3 separate regions of the Homo sapiens genome follow, and regions 1 and 2 are each linked to region 3. Evidence: chromatin contacts called from ENCODE Hi-C data. All regions are on one chromosome and are shown on one strand. Each heading gives the region's core, a stretch centred on a gene start or an enhancer-like site at or near the end of the contact. The rest is flanking DNA. Distances are from core to core; before and after follow the strand shown. Region 1 holds the start of MMGT1 (membrane magnesium transporter 1). Region 2 has its middle 12 kb from the start of LINC00892. Region 3 holds the start of SASH3 (SAM and SH3 domain containing 3).

Region 1 (4,747 bases), core at 226-2,725, 6.2 Mb after region 3:
TCGCCTGCTTCTAACACTACCTTTAACCAGGAATTTCCTCATCTGTAAAATGAAGGGGTTGGACTTCAGTGAACTCCAAAGGCCCTTCTCGCCCCACAATCATATAATTCTACAGTTAAAGCTTACTGTAGAAAATGACACAGTACTCCAGTGTATCCTAATCTCTTCCAGGACAGTGTTTCTCAAACTAATGCGCATACAAATCACCCTGGGATCTTATTAAAACCCAGATTCTGATTGAACAGGTCTGGCCTGAGTATCTTCTAATTACCTGCCAGGTGGTGCTCATGATGCTGGTCTGTTGATCACACTGTAAGCAGCAAGGATCTAGGATACTTTCCTTAACCTCCCAGTTCCCCCAAAATATGACTGTCCCTGCTTCCATGCATCCTTATATACTTTTAGCATATCACTTTATTGTAACTACTTCTTGATCCACTTGTTTTCCTTTAGACTTTGAACTGGCTCAGGGCATCACTGTATCTCTAGCACCTAAACACAGCGCAATTTCAAACAGCGACCCAAAACTGAATTTCATAACGCAGTGTAGCACAAATCTTTTGCCCAACGTCACACAGATGTAGCGGTAATGCAAGTTTTTAACAACCAGTCCTTTAGACTCCCAGTCCAGTGCTCTTTCTCCTGTACCACAGTGCCTCCCTGAGGCAATCGGTCACTTAACTACTCAGTCTCTGCCTGGACAGCCCAAGAGTGCCCAAGATGTTGTCCACTTGGTTGTCGTGGGACCATGAGCAACCAGAGTCCTCAATCTCACAACTGTGCCTGATCTGCCCCATGCTGGATCTGACATCACTTGTCCTGGATTCCTGGAGACTCCTATTCTGAACCCTCTCCCAGACACCTCCTTCCAACCTTCCTGCAATTTCAGGTGCCACACTCTCTCCAAATTCAAACTCCGAACCTTCCACTGGGAACTCCTGCACTGATTTTCTTAGTCACCCCAAACTGTAAGGTCTCAAAGGACCATTAATCTGACACTCGGTCCGATGGTCCCTTAGAAGTGCGCCCACACACCGCCCCTAGGGTTCCACACCGAAGCGGTCCCCGTGCCCCAGGCACTTACGCTGCGCAGCGGAAAAGGCGGCGTGGGCTAGGGCAAAGAGACCGATGCCCACCAGCCCCTTCCACAGCGACGGCGCCATGATGCCGAAGGAGCAGCAGCCCAGCAAAAGAAGCGAAGGACGGCGGAGCTGTTTCTTCTTCCACCGGCGGGTGTCCGCGCGCCGCAGAAAGATGACGTCACTGAAGTCCTGAGCGCAAAGTGTCTCAGTGGTGGAAAAGCCAGAGGGCTGTGAGAAAACGGAAACAGGAATGCCGGGAAGAAGCAGAAAGCTACACGGAAAAAGGTCCGCGAGAACCCACGAACCTGCGCTATGGAGGCCTCTCTAGGAGGGCCGGAGCCCAACGGAGTCATAAACGAAGAGGCGAAAGCGGGAGCTACGGGGAAGCGAAGAGGAAGGGCGCCGGCAAATGGGGGCAGGGCCAGTGGCGAGAACAGGGTGGGGCAGAGGGACGGGGGCCTGCGTAGAGAACGTGTGGGGGCGAGGGGCGGGGTAGGCAGACGGGCGGGGTGGGGAAGACGCGCGGGGCCCGCACGAGGGTGGGTGTAGCCGAGGGGCGGGGCCAGTGGGTGGGTGGGTGGGCGTAGCCGGGGGGGGGGGGCCCTGGTGGGTGCGGTCGAGTGGCGGGGCCTGCGGGGAGGATGGGTGGGGCCGAGGGGCGGGGAGGAGGTGGGGCCGAGGGGCGGGGAGGAGGTGGGGCCGAGGGGCGGGGAGGAGGTGGGGCCGAGGGCGGGGCCTACGGGAGGATGGGTGGGGCGTAGGGGGCGGGGCGGAGGGGACGGAGAGTGGGTGAGGGCCGAGGGGGCGGGGAGGAGGTGGGACCGAGGGGCGGGGAGGAGGTGGGACCGAGGGGGCGCGGAGGAGTGGGACCGAGGGGGCGGGGAGGAGGTGGGGCCGAGGGGCGGGAGGAGGTGGGGCCGAGGGGCGGGGCTGGGGGCGTTGGGGAAAGGCGGTAGGTGCTGGATATAGACCCCTGACAGTTGTGTTTTGTGGGTTGGTTGGTTTTGGCTTTTTGTGAAACTGTGCCTTTTGTTTTCTGTAGGCCTTTCCTGTGCTTCAGCTCCCTGGAAACTGGCACTGCAGAAGGAGGCAAGGGTGTTAAAACGAGGAGGCAGTGTCAGGACAAAATCCCAGGATCTGGAACCCCAAATACTTGGCTCGCGGGAAGTGCTCAGTAAACCATTTTAAGGTCCTGGAGAAAGATTCGCGCAAAAAGAGGTGTAGCGCGGGGGGAGTGTTTTGTCGTGAAAAGAACCAGCTTACATTAAGGAAGAAATGAAAGAGGAAATTTTAAAATGCTAATAACGCAGCCTTCTTGCCTTGTCTCTATCTCTGATCCGGGTAAAATGTATACTCCTCTGCCCATTTTTCTTTGTCTTCATCTCCTGAAATGTAGACATTTAATAGTGAGCTTCTCCCCTTGACCTCATCACTCTGCTGTCCCCTGGGGAGCTCACCCATTCATTCCCACCGCTTCAGCCAGCAAAGGTATTACAGTGATTCCAAATCGACATCTCTATCACAAATATCTCTCCTTAGCTCCAGGGCTGCATTTCTGACTACCAGATAGGCATTTATTTCCTGTGGCACTTAAAACGTAATATGGCTAAAATGGAATTCATCCTTTTTTTCCAAATTCTGCACCAGTTCCTCCAGTGACCCCTGACTGAGTGGCAAAGCTTTGTAAACTGCATATCACAAGGTAAATGCAAAGTATGATCACCATTCTTTTCCTTTAACCCAATCAGAATTCTACGTTTTAGTTGCATCAATTTGCTTTTGCTCAAAGATGCGTCCTATCCTGACCACCCCTTTTAAATGTGCAAAATTCCTATTCCTGATCCCCTTATTCTGTTCTACTTTTTATATCACCTTCTAACATACTATATAATTTAACTATTTATGTTTGTTGTGTTACTGTTTACTGTCTGTCTTTCCCCACTGGAATGTAAGCTCTGAGAGAACAGAGATTTCTCTGTACCTAAAACTTTGACTGTCATGTGATAAGCATTCAATAAGTGCTTGTTGAATGACAAATGAATTCCGGAAAATAATTGGGACAGTATCCCTATTTGAAAGGATCTCTACAGAGAGTCCTTCCAATCTTTTGAATTGGGCTCAAAAATCCCCATGGACTTGCATGTACTCTCACATTTTGACAACCTTTTGATTGTAAACATTTTCTGATATGCTTGAGCTTCCTCAAAGCTGGAAAAACAAATAAGACATCTCATTAGCTGGGCATAGTAGCACATGCTTGTAGTCCTAGCTACTTGGGAAGCTAAAGAAGGAGGATTGCTTGATCCCAGGAGTTCAAGGCTACAGTGAGCCATGATTATGCCACTGCACTACAGGCTGAGTGACAGAGCGAGACCCTTTCTCTAACCAAAAAAAAAAAAAAAAAAAAGTAGAAGAAGACATCTAAAATTAATCATATTTCCTCAACTTTACTTATATAATTTTTGTCCTGGATCTCATTTTCCAAACCTTTAGTCATGTTCATTATTCTTTTCTGGGCCCTTTCCAATTTCTTCACCTCTAAGCCAGAATTTTACACAATACTTGATGGATGTCAAGTGCAGTATAATGCATTCCTTACAAATGTAGTTCTATTTATACAATCAGGAAGAACCAGGAGATAATCTCTCTGTAGTTGACAGGAAAGTGCTTCCTTCTCCGCCCCTGGGAGGTAATAAGGTAGAAAAGATAGTTGACCAAAAAAATCTTACAACTTTGTTTTGTCTAAAATAATGGTCAGATTGAAATTAGCCTTTTCAGATCCCCTGTAAAATTACCCCTTCTTCCAGACCAGCCTGGCCAACATGGTGAAACCCCATCTCTACTAAAAATACAAAAAATTTGCCGGGCGTGGTGGTGGGCCCCTGTAATTCCAGCTACTCAGGAGGCTGAGGCAGGAGAATCGCTTGAACCCAGGAGGCGGAGGTTGCAGTGAGCCGAGATCACGCCATTGCACTCCAGCCTGGGCAACAAGAGTGAAACTCCATTTCCAAAAAAAAAAAAGAAAAAAGAAAAAAACCCTTTTAATATCAATTTATCTGAAGCAGAAAATGATTAGGAGTTTTCTTATAGGACCTGAGATCTGGTTCTTTTCCTTTAAAAAGATGAAGTTATAGGAAAAAAGAAATTCAATAATGAATCTGGTATTTGTATAAACCACCAATGCATTATCCTAGTCTTCAGGGAGATCACCCATGTCCAGATATTGAGTTTTGTTTTCTCTATTGCCCTCTTAAGATGCATTTCTCACTCTTTTTTTACCTCTTTACCCATATACTGAATGCAAGAGAAACTAGCCTCGTTTCACATTTTCTAGTAATACATGGTTAAATTATGTTCAGGGAGTGAGATTTTAATTGTCTTTTCTGTAGATTCCAACCTGAAGGGAAGCCAAGGTATTCATAGTCACAGTTACCAAGGACTGTATCATTCAAATAAGTACCTTGGGTTCACTCATACATGGTTCTTTAAGTTGCAGTTAATCCCAAAGGTGCAAGGTACAGCTAGTGGTAGCACTGTTTTCATGAGCTCTTAGAACAAAAGTCAAACCTCATGAGAAAGTGCATTTAAATTCCTAAGTGACCCCAGAAGTGCTGTTTGTTTTTCCAAAGAAAGAGCCATTTTCCATATGCACCTTGGATAAATGA
Region 2 (4,551 bases), core at 674-3,173, 6.8 Mb after region 3:
CACAGAGAGGAAAAGGCCCTGGGCTGAGTAACCTGGCATCTTAATTTTGTTCTCAAGGCCCTTGAGCAAATGACCAATGTCTCAGGGCCTCTGTTTGCTACTTTGTAAAATAAATGGGCTCTATAACCATCCTGCTAAGGTAGGCTTTCTCAAAGTAGCCCAGCATGGACCACTGGCAGCACAATCACCTGATGTATTTGTTCCCAGCCCGGATCCACTGGATCAGAATCTCTGGTGTTAGAGTCTTAGAATCTGCATTTTTAATAAGTTTCATTGCTCTAAGATCTCCTTCACCTTCACATTTCATGAGTCTATGATGTATTACCCACTCTGCCCCATCCCTATCATCTATTTAGAAACAGGATCATGCCTGGACCCCATGCTGCTCTTAGCTTCTAGTTTGATCCTTAATACAGCTGATGATGTCCTCAAGTGCTTTCTAGCTGTGAAAGCCATATTTCCACTTCCAGCAAAGAATGATCCAGAGCAAGGAGAAAAGCAAAAATAAAGCTTTAGTGAGAAATAGTTTTGAAAGTACTAGCTTAACATAAACTTTTGATATTGCCTGGCTTTTAATTTTCCAGAACCTGTTTGTCCCTCATGAACACAAACGATCAGTAGGTACCCTCACTATTTCCTTGAACTCATTCCTTTGACCAAAAAAAAAAAAAAAAAAAAAAAAACGGAGAGAAGGGTAGGTTCACTAATCATTTGAGTTCTACCAAACATCACATAATTGTTTTGCATATCAGTATTTTGTCCTTTCCTGCTAAAGGTCTTTCCTTGGGTTTGCAAATAGAAGTTTGAGAAGAGTCCTGGTACTGACTGAGCTTTCTTGGTAATGTCACGAAATTTCCAACCACAAAGTCAATCTTCATTTGAGTCAGAGCAATTAGAGGAAGACTAATGGCTGTGGACAAACTACTGAAATATTTTACTGAGGAAGCTAAGTAGGCAATTCAAATGGGAGAGACTTTTTGTAAGGGTGGAGTACCATCTGCCACCTTCTAGCAGGGAAATGAACAGAAGCTGTTCTTAAAGATGAGGAAAAAATTTGAGTATTCAAGATTCCCTCTGACGAACTGTAGGGAATGGCATTGAAGGATGTTTTACTGGGCCTTATTGTGACACCTGTTTTTCACAGTATTTCTATAATTCAAAGTTTAAACTTTGATTTTCAAATCATCTGGCATTGCCCACATTCCAGTACCTGGGATGCTTGAGTTTGGTTCCTCAGGAAAAGCTGCTTATTTCAATTGATCTAGGAAACTATTGACCAAAGTCAATAACTCTTGGGCTCAGTTTAAAAAACATACTGTAGAGTCAGTTAGAAAAGCACAGAAAGGTCTTTTTTTTTTAGCAGAATGTTGGCTAAAGGGCTAGTACCCTGTTTAGAAGTCAGAATAGCTCTTAGTATACCCAAAGACACCAAATGTTCAAATGACTTTTTTCGCTTGAGAACACAATGGTGCTGGTGGCTTTGTTATTTCCTGAGGTTTGGCAGCCAGTGATGAAGATTTCCTTGTATCAAGAACATGCTTCTTTCATGTAATCTAGGATACTAAAAAGGGTCCATCCTAATAAAAGAGGCCCATGATGCAAATGGTTTGGGTTGGCAATTCCTGTGCAAATCAACAACCACAAATTATAGATTTCAAAGAGTCCTAAGCATTAACTGGCCTCTAAGTAAAACTTAGGGTTAGAGGTTTTCAGCAATGTGACAAAATGCAGTCATTCTTATCAGGATTATAGAGTCTCAGTGACACTTCCATCAGCTGAGCCAGTTAGTGTCAGAAAGATTCTGCTTCTCATGTTGGGATTTAACTTGATGTCCTCCAAGTTGCTAGAATCTTCTTAATTGGTTACCACGGGGGTGGGGTGTAAACCCACCGGGGCACACTCTCCAGCAAACCAAACAACCAGATTAAAAGGATGTGGGAGAGGCTTACACACACACAACCCCCACATCAAGGCCACTGAAACACCTCTTTAGCTGGGAGTAGGTCATGTAGGTGATAGGTGCCAATATAGGATCTAAGTTTGAGGGTGGGAGACTTGGGTCACTAAAAATGACTCATCCAGTGGTACTCATACATACTCCATTTCTCGTGAACTTGATGCGGCTCATGCAGCTCCAACTTAAGGGTCTTTGAAGAAATGACTATCCCTGCCAGAAAAAGTAAAAGCTCTTTGAGGACAGAAGTCATATCTTGAACCTCTTAACCTTGTATCTATTGCAGAGAAATAGGAGAAAAAACACAATTTCACAGTGATGTGATGTCATTAAAGGGAAATATTTTATCATCTTGCCTTCTAAAACAGTGGCTATTAAAATATGAGGCAACATAGAAAAACGCTTATTAGGAAAGGCTAAGTGAAAAAAAGCAGGATGCAAAAATTACATGTATTCTATTATTATAACCATGAAAAAAATATATAAAAATAAGACTAAGAAGGAAATATGACAACAATAGTTATGTTAGAAAGGTAGGTTTTTGAGTAATTGGTAATTGTATTCCTTTTCTCCTTTTTTGGTAATATTGTTAAATTACTTTTATGCTTTTTCAGAATTTTATTTAAAAGAGGGGTTTCTGTGCAGGTATTATACAATCAAGTCCCCAGGCTGAAACCATGAGTTGATTTTTCCCCTCACCTACCCCAGTCTTCCAGAAACAGAGAATCTCAATGGGTTGAGCAATAATCCATCCTCTAAGGGTTGCCCAGGAGAGGCACTCAGCTGGGCTCTTGGCTCTCAGTAATAAGGCCAGAGAAACTGAGTCACCCCAGCCCAAGAGCCATCAGCCTCATTCCCTTCTGTTCCTCTAAGTTGAAGCCTTGGTGCAACCCATTTTTATGAGTGCCTGCCAGGGTGGTTTTAGAAAGCTGAGCCTCAGGAGGAGGATAAGGAACAGTTGGGAGCACCCAATTTCAGCTCAGTGTGGATGGTCCTCAAGTAGGGAAGACAGAGGAAATGTGCATTGGGTACAAGATGGCGCCTCCTCTTCCTGGGAAGGAAGATGACCTTTGTGGCTAAGATTTTCCACTTAGAGCTTTTCCTGGTCTCACAGATCATCAAACGAATCACCAGATTTACCAAAATATTTTTGTGGGGGCCGCTTACTACATTGACCAAAAATATCTCAAAAATACGTTTAAGCCCATTTAGCCATTGTTTATTAAAAAAATGCGGAGTGAAGGTATAGGGCACCAAAGATTCATACCTTGCCCTTGTTCTGCAGCTCATAAACTAATTGAGGAGACAAAAAACAGTTAAGTACCATTGCCTGGTGCTACATAATTAAGTGCCAGGTAAATGGAAGAGAATTCCTAGGCTATCAAACAACAACCTCTGCGAATTACTCCACCACCCTCCAGGCTTTGGAGCTCTTGCCACTTGATTAGGTTTCAGTACTTGATGGTTATGGAAAGTGCCTGAGAGCCAGTGTTCAAATCAACTTGTTTACAAAATCAGTTCCTAACAGGGACAAATTTGGAAACCAATGGAAAAGTGCACAGGGATAAAGCAGGTATAAAGTTATATACTCCATGTGATTCCAGTGATGCCAAATATATGTGTATTTATTTCTTTATTGAGAGAGAATGCATGCGAGCCAGCAAGTCTAGAAGGAAATACTCCAAAATGTTATCAGTGGTTATCTTTAGGTTGTGGGTGCTTTTGTTTCCTTCTTTATATTTTTCTGCATTTTAAAGTTTCCCACAATGAACACTTATCACTTTTCTCATCAGAAAACCAGAGCTCCATCGAGCATTGGTGCGTGAAGCATTCTAAAATGTAGAGCTTCTCCGTGAAAATAATAAGATGGGTTTAAGGGCAATTTTAAAGAAATCCCTGGCTAACTGAAAATGAATTCTTAACAGAAATTAGGCCTGTTTGAGGTAAACTATTTTTCTACTGAGATTCAGGGGGCAGCCACATCCTCCCACAAGTCTGCTGTCTTATCTCAGTGTCTTGACGGTTCACCCAGAGCCTGAGCAAGCAGGAGCTGAGGACCTACTGTGTGCCCAGCATGCAGCTGGCTGTGATGGAGCTGCATAGGTCACTGCTCTCTGTCGTGAGCCCAATGCCCATTAGTTACAGGAAGAATTTGGACTTTATCTGACTACATCCCCTCCAGCATCTCCTACCATAGTGAGAGCCATCATAGCATAGAGGTTAAAAACACAGACCTAGGATTTACACAAATGGATTTTCATCTTTTTTATGTTGCTTACTAGCTTGGCCAAGTAATTTGACCCTTCCCAGCCTTGGTCCTACCCCACAAGTTGCTGCTGGGAGCCTCCAGTGTGGCATATCGGATTCTTAGCATGGACTGGGCATATAAGAAGTACCCACACCATTTTAGTCCCATCCTGTTTCTTTCCCAACCCAAGGCACATTCTGAAGTACTGCAATATCTTGTTAGGTGTCAAACAGGAAAGAATTGCAAAAACATGAGGTACTGGGTGAAGAAAGAGAATGACATTGTGGGATACCATACCCCAGCCATCCACAAGAAGCACAGACTTTCTCTAGATAAGGAAGGGCCAAGT
Region 3 (4,558 bases), core at 1,288-3,787:
TCTTCTGTCGCTGCCGGCGCTGAGCAAACAGGAAGCGGGCACATCCTGCGAGGCGGCCAGGGACGCAGCCGCTGCGCAGGCCCGGAAGATTCTGCGACCTGCTTCCTCCCTCACGGCTCTGGCTCCAGGTGCCCCAGGCCACTACAGCGGCGTCCCCAATCCCAGAACCCTCTGGGGCTGCCCTCCTGCTCCTGGTCACGCAGAGCCCCAAAGGCCCGATGGGTCCCCTACACGGCTGCCAGGCTACTGTATATGCCGAAAAGCCTTAACCAGTTACCGCGCTTGCTAGTGACCCTGGGCCGCCTGGGAGGGACTTTCAGGGTGGAAAACACAGGCCAGTGGGAAGGAGATCTGGGGTGTGGAATCTTTTCATGAGTCTGCCTGGCCGACTGAGTAGGCCAAAGAATGTATGGTTTCAGCTTAGGGAAGAAAGATCTTATCTTCCCTGAGCTCACCCTGAAGGTTGGATGGTCAGAGGGCATAAAGCAGAATCGGAGAGGAAGTCACGAGAACATCTTGGGAACAGGGGTGGACAAGCCTAGTATTTCACAAGTACCACAGAATTGAAAGCCTTAAAAATGTGCATACCTTTGACCCCAGCAATTCCTCTTCTGGATATTTCCCCTACAGAAAAAAAACTATGGATGTGAATATTTACCATAAGTATGTTCAATGAATAATTTAAAAATTTAAGCCAACCCAAGTTCATCAGCAAGGGCTTGGTGAAATAAGCACGGCACATCCACACAATGGGATGTTCCACAGCCGTTATAAATTACGTAGTTGAAGACTATTTCATAGCATGAGACAATCTTGATACTGTGTTCAGCTGGACGTAGTGGCTCACGCCTGTAATCCCAGCACTTTGGGAGGATGAGGCAAAGAGGTCACTTGAGACCAGGAGTTCAAGACCAGCCTGGGCAACATGGTGAAACCCTGTCTCTACAAAAAATACAAAAATTAACCAGGGTGGTGGTACGCACCTATAGTCCCAGCTACTTGGGAGGCAGAGGCACAAGAATTGCTTGAACTCAGGAGGTGGAGGTTGCAGTGAGCCGAGATCACGCCACTGCACTCCAGCCTGGGAGACAGAGTGAGAGACTCCATCTCGAAAAAAAAACAAAAAAGATACTGTGTTTAGTGTGAAAAGCAGACACCAATAGTGTGAATTATGACCTTTTTTAATTAAAAAATTTTAAACAGCTTTATTGAGGTATAATGGAGCTACAATAAACTGCACATATTTGAAGTATACAATTTGATACGTTTTGACATGTGTATTCCCCCATGAAATCATCACCACAGTCAAGATAGTGAACATATTCATCACTCCTAAAAGCTTCCTGTTACCCTGTGTGATGTCTCCCTTCCCTTCTCTCCCCTCCCCTTCTCCCCAAACCAATTATCTGTTTTCTGAGCAGTATGATTTTTGTAAAAAGAAAAAAAATGTTTATAGACAGAGAGTAGATAGATGCTTAAAACAGTGTAGAGGACAATGATGGGAAATTTTGAAATTTTTTTTGTTTATGTGTTTGTGAAATTGTATGACAAATACAAGTTGCTTTTGTAATACCAAGAAGTTATTAAAGTTATTAAAATCTGCCACAGACAACCCACAAATTGAATATACTGCATAGGTGTTTGATAAATGCCTGTTGGATACTTGCTAGAGGTGTGGAGTTGGCTGTAAGTGCTTTTCAGCTGTGGTGGTGATAAATATACTCATGATGGCTGAGGGGTACTGACTGGAGGGGTGACTGCTCTAGTGATGATGGCTTTAGGTGTACTGATGGCTGTAGGAGTGATGGCTGCAGGGCTGATGGCTGCACGGATGTGATGATGGTTGTAGGAGAGATGACTGTAGGGACGATGGTTATAGGGGTGAGAGGGTCATGAGTGCGGTTGGCTGTAATGTCCAGAAGGGTGACAGCTGTAAGGATGATGGCTGGAAGGGTGATAGCAGCAATGGTGATGACTGTAGAGGTGATGGCTGAAGGATGTCAACTGTAGAGGTGATTACCATAGTGACAATGGCTATAGGTGTGCTGATGGCAGCGGGGATGGCTGCAGGCCTGATGGCTGTAGGGGTGATGGCTGTATGGTGATGGCTATTGATAGGAGTGATGGTAGCAGTGGTGATGGTCACAGGGGTGATGGTAGTGGTAGTGATGGCAGTGACGACCTTGAAGACGTGAGTTGACCGGGAGCATTGATCCAACAGGCAGCCAGATGGTCCAACTTCTGGTTTCTGGATTCTGGTCAGTGAGATAAAGGGCTTGGGTACGCCATATAATGTCGAGCTGATTGTCCACCTCTAGGAAGATGGAGCAGAAGGACTGATGATGATCGACATGAGACAACAAGGTAGGGACTTTCTCTGACTGTTCAACCCAAGAGCCGTCTGCATCAGAATCTCTGGAGACTGAAGCTTGGACTTCCTTCCTCCCTAGGGGCCGGCAGGGGCTGCGATTGCTGTAAGAGTAGGTCACGTGGCAGGGCTTCCTGTATGCTGCTGCTGCCGGGTGTCCATGGCCCGCACCCCCAAGCTGCCACTGCAGCAGTCAGAGTGGCAGCTGAAGGCTCGGTTCATGCCGTGCCCCCGGGCAGTTCTGGTGAGGCTAAGCAAGAGGCCTCTGCATCTTGACACCTAGGAGAGCAGGGACGGAGTCTCCCAGGGTGGAGGACCATGCTGCGCCGCAAGCCCTCCAATGCCAGTGAGAAGGAGCCCACTCAGAAGAAAAAGGTGAGGAGCATTTTGGGAACTCACATCTTCCTTTCCTCTGCTTGCTCGACCCATCCCTTCCAAGACTCTTGGAAGTGGGAAGAGCCAAAGGCCATATGTTGAGTCTGTAGGTGAGGGCCACTCACCTAGAAGGCAACGGGACAGGGACCCAAAGGTTAACAGAAGTACAGAAGAGATGTTTAAAATTCTGGAGCAACAGAGTTACAGAATAGATCCTTAGAAATCTAGAGTCATGCAATTCAACCCTAGAAGAATGGGAAAAAAGATCTAAAATTAGGGGCCAGAATCTTAGACTAGAATTTGAGAATAACAAAATACAATGCTTAAGCTGAACCCTAAGCTTGTACTTAACTATCTCTCCTCTACGCTGGTCCTGCTGCCACTTCTGCCCCGGCCACGGCCTCTCAGGAGCCATCTCACTCAAAGGGCCCTGCTGGGCTGCCCAGCTTGGAGCCATGATGCTCACAGGACTGCCACCCCCTCCTCCACTTTGGCCATGGCCCAGACCCTGCCCACTTGGCTCAGCTCTGTGGTAGCTCCCAGGCCCTACCCGAGATGGAGCCAACCTGGAGATGGGGGCCTGAGGCCATTCCAGTCTTGGGGGAAAAGGCATCCGGAAGTGCAGTGGGATGCAGGGGGCATACAGGTTCTTCCTGGGTGGGGAATGAGAAATTAAGTTGAGGTGGTGAGTAGGAGTGAAGGCTGAGGAGGGAGGATTTTAAAGGCCAGGAGGAAAAACAGCTGTCATGGATGGCTGAGGTGTTCATCCCCCTGGGGCAGAGACCGGACTGGAAGAATCCTTGAAGGCTGTGCCAGATCTAGGATTTTGTGGTTGAATTTGAGGATTTCCAGATTTCTTTGGTTGGGTTTGAGGATTTCTAGACCTAATTCTTTAATTCAATTGAAGGATTCTCCCAGACAATCAGCAAGTATATCCTACACATCCAATGGGATGCTAGGACAGTCCCAAAGCAGGCCTGAACTAGGTCCAAGAGGCCCAGGCTATCCCCCGCCAATTTTCCCTGGAACTCAGCCCAGGTGCCCTATGGTGGATCCCCCTTGTCAGGGGAGTAGCTCAGAGATGGAGGCCAAGGCAGCTGAAAGACTGAGACTCGGGGCAGTGGGGTGTGCATCCTGCCCCAGCTCTCAGGTCCTGGGGTGGCTGCCACTTCCGGCTGTATTCTCCCCACCCCAGCTGCTTCTCTAAGGTTGCAGTGGTGGTGGGCGGGGGAGGGGGGAGGTTCATGAATCTTCACACGGGCTCTGTCATCCCCGTCCAAACCCTGCAGGGTGCTAGGCCCAGCAGGACTGCCATTGGCTGCCACTCCTAAGAGAGCAGGGCCACTTCCCCTTGCTCTCTGGCTGGTGGGGGTGGGAAACAGAGATTGCTCTATAGACACTGCTAGGCCTCAAACCACAGGGGCGCTGAGCTGGAGGAAAGTGTGAGAAAGAGCTGACACTTTGACACTGGGACCCTGTGCCACATCAGGAAGACGTACCTAGGGGCACACAGAAGCCAGAAGTCCCCTTTTTCTTTCCCAGCTTCAATTACCCAGATTCTGTGTTCGGCAGGCAAGTGGGCCCCTGGGATTTCCCCAGGTCTCTCCCAGGAGAAGGGGTCCTTTCGGGGAGAGTAGTCCAGGCAAACCCCACCCCAACCCCTGCCAGAGCCGGTGCCAGCCTCCAGAGCTGGGATGAGCTTGCCTCCACACACTCTGCTAGCCCCAGACTATGGAAATGTCCCCCAGAAGCCAAGCTTCCAGAAGGTACAGAGCATCTTCCCCAGGCCCAGAGGCAGCGGGCTGGCTGAATCAC

The links. A loop is a pair of places that touch in the nucleus more often than their neighbours do. Pooled maps may share reads with other maps.
Region 1: a loop to region 3 is called in a pooled map, with 3 times the contacts of the local background. The contact joins the promoter of MMGT1 here to the promoter of SASH3 in region 3. A Hi-C loop is called at or near these places in 4 of 50 pooled maps.
Region 2: a loop to region 3 is called in a pooled map, with 3 times the contacts of the local background. The contact joins the enhancer-like site here to the promoter of SASH3 in region 3. A Hi-C loop is called at or near these places in 2 of 50 pooled maps.

Annotation. Positions count from the first base shown.
Region 1 is chrX:135,972,513-135,977,259 of GRCh38, forward strand. MMGT1 (membrane magnesium transporter 1) reads right to left here and starts at 1,476. Exons shown (of 4, transcript NM_173470.3): 1 at 1,085-1,476. The coding sequence starts at 1,163. It also overlaps a transcript of SLC9A6 not described here. RefSeq lists an enhancer at 1,025-1,554 and a silencer at 1,565-1,674.
Region 2 is chrX:136,625,593-136,630,143 of GRCh38, forward strand. No RefSeq gene overlaps it. Among named protein-coding and RNA genes, the nearest start is that of LINC00892, 12 kb to the right of the region's middle. Within about 2 kb of position 1,924, at least 3 of the 41 ENCODE cell types and tissues checked have a DNase peak (open chromatin) inside an H3K27ac peak, as active enhancers do.
Region 3 is chrX:129,777,412-129,781,969 of GRCh38, forward strand. SASH3 (SAM and SH3 domain containing 3) reads left to right here and starts at 2,538. Exons shown (of 8, transcript NM_018990.4): 1 at 2,538-2,743. The coding sequence starts at 2,687. It overlaps LOC124905215 (a long non-coding RNA gene), which reads right to left. Exons shown (of 2, transcript XR_007068328.1): 2 at 1,164-2,868. RefSeq lists enhancers at 2,289-2,448, 2,699-2,778, 2,829-2,888, 4,156-4,335, 4,446-4,495.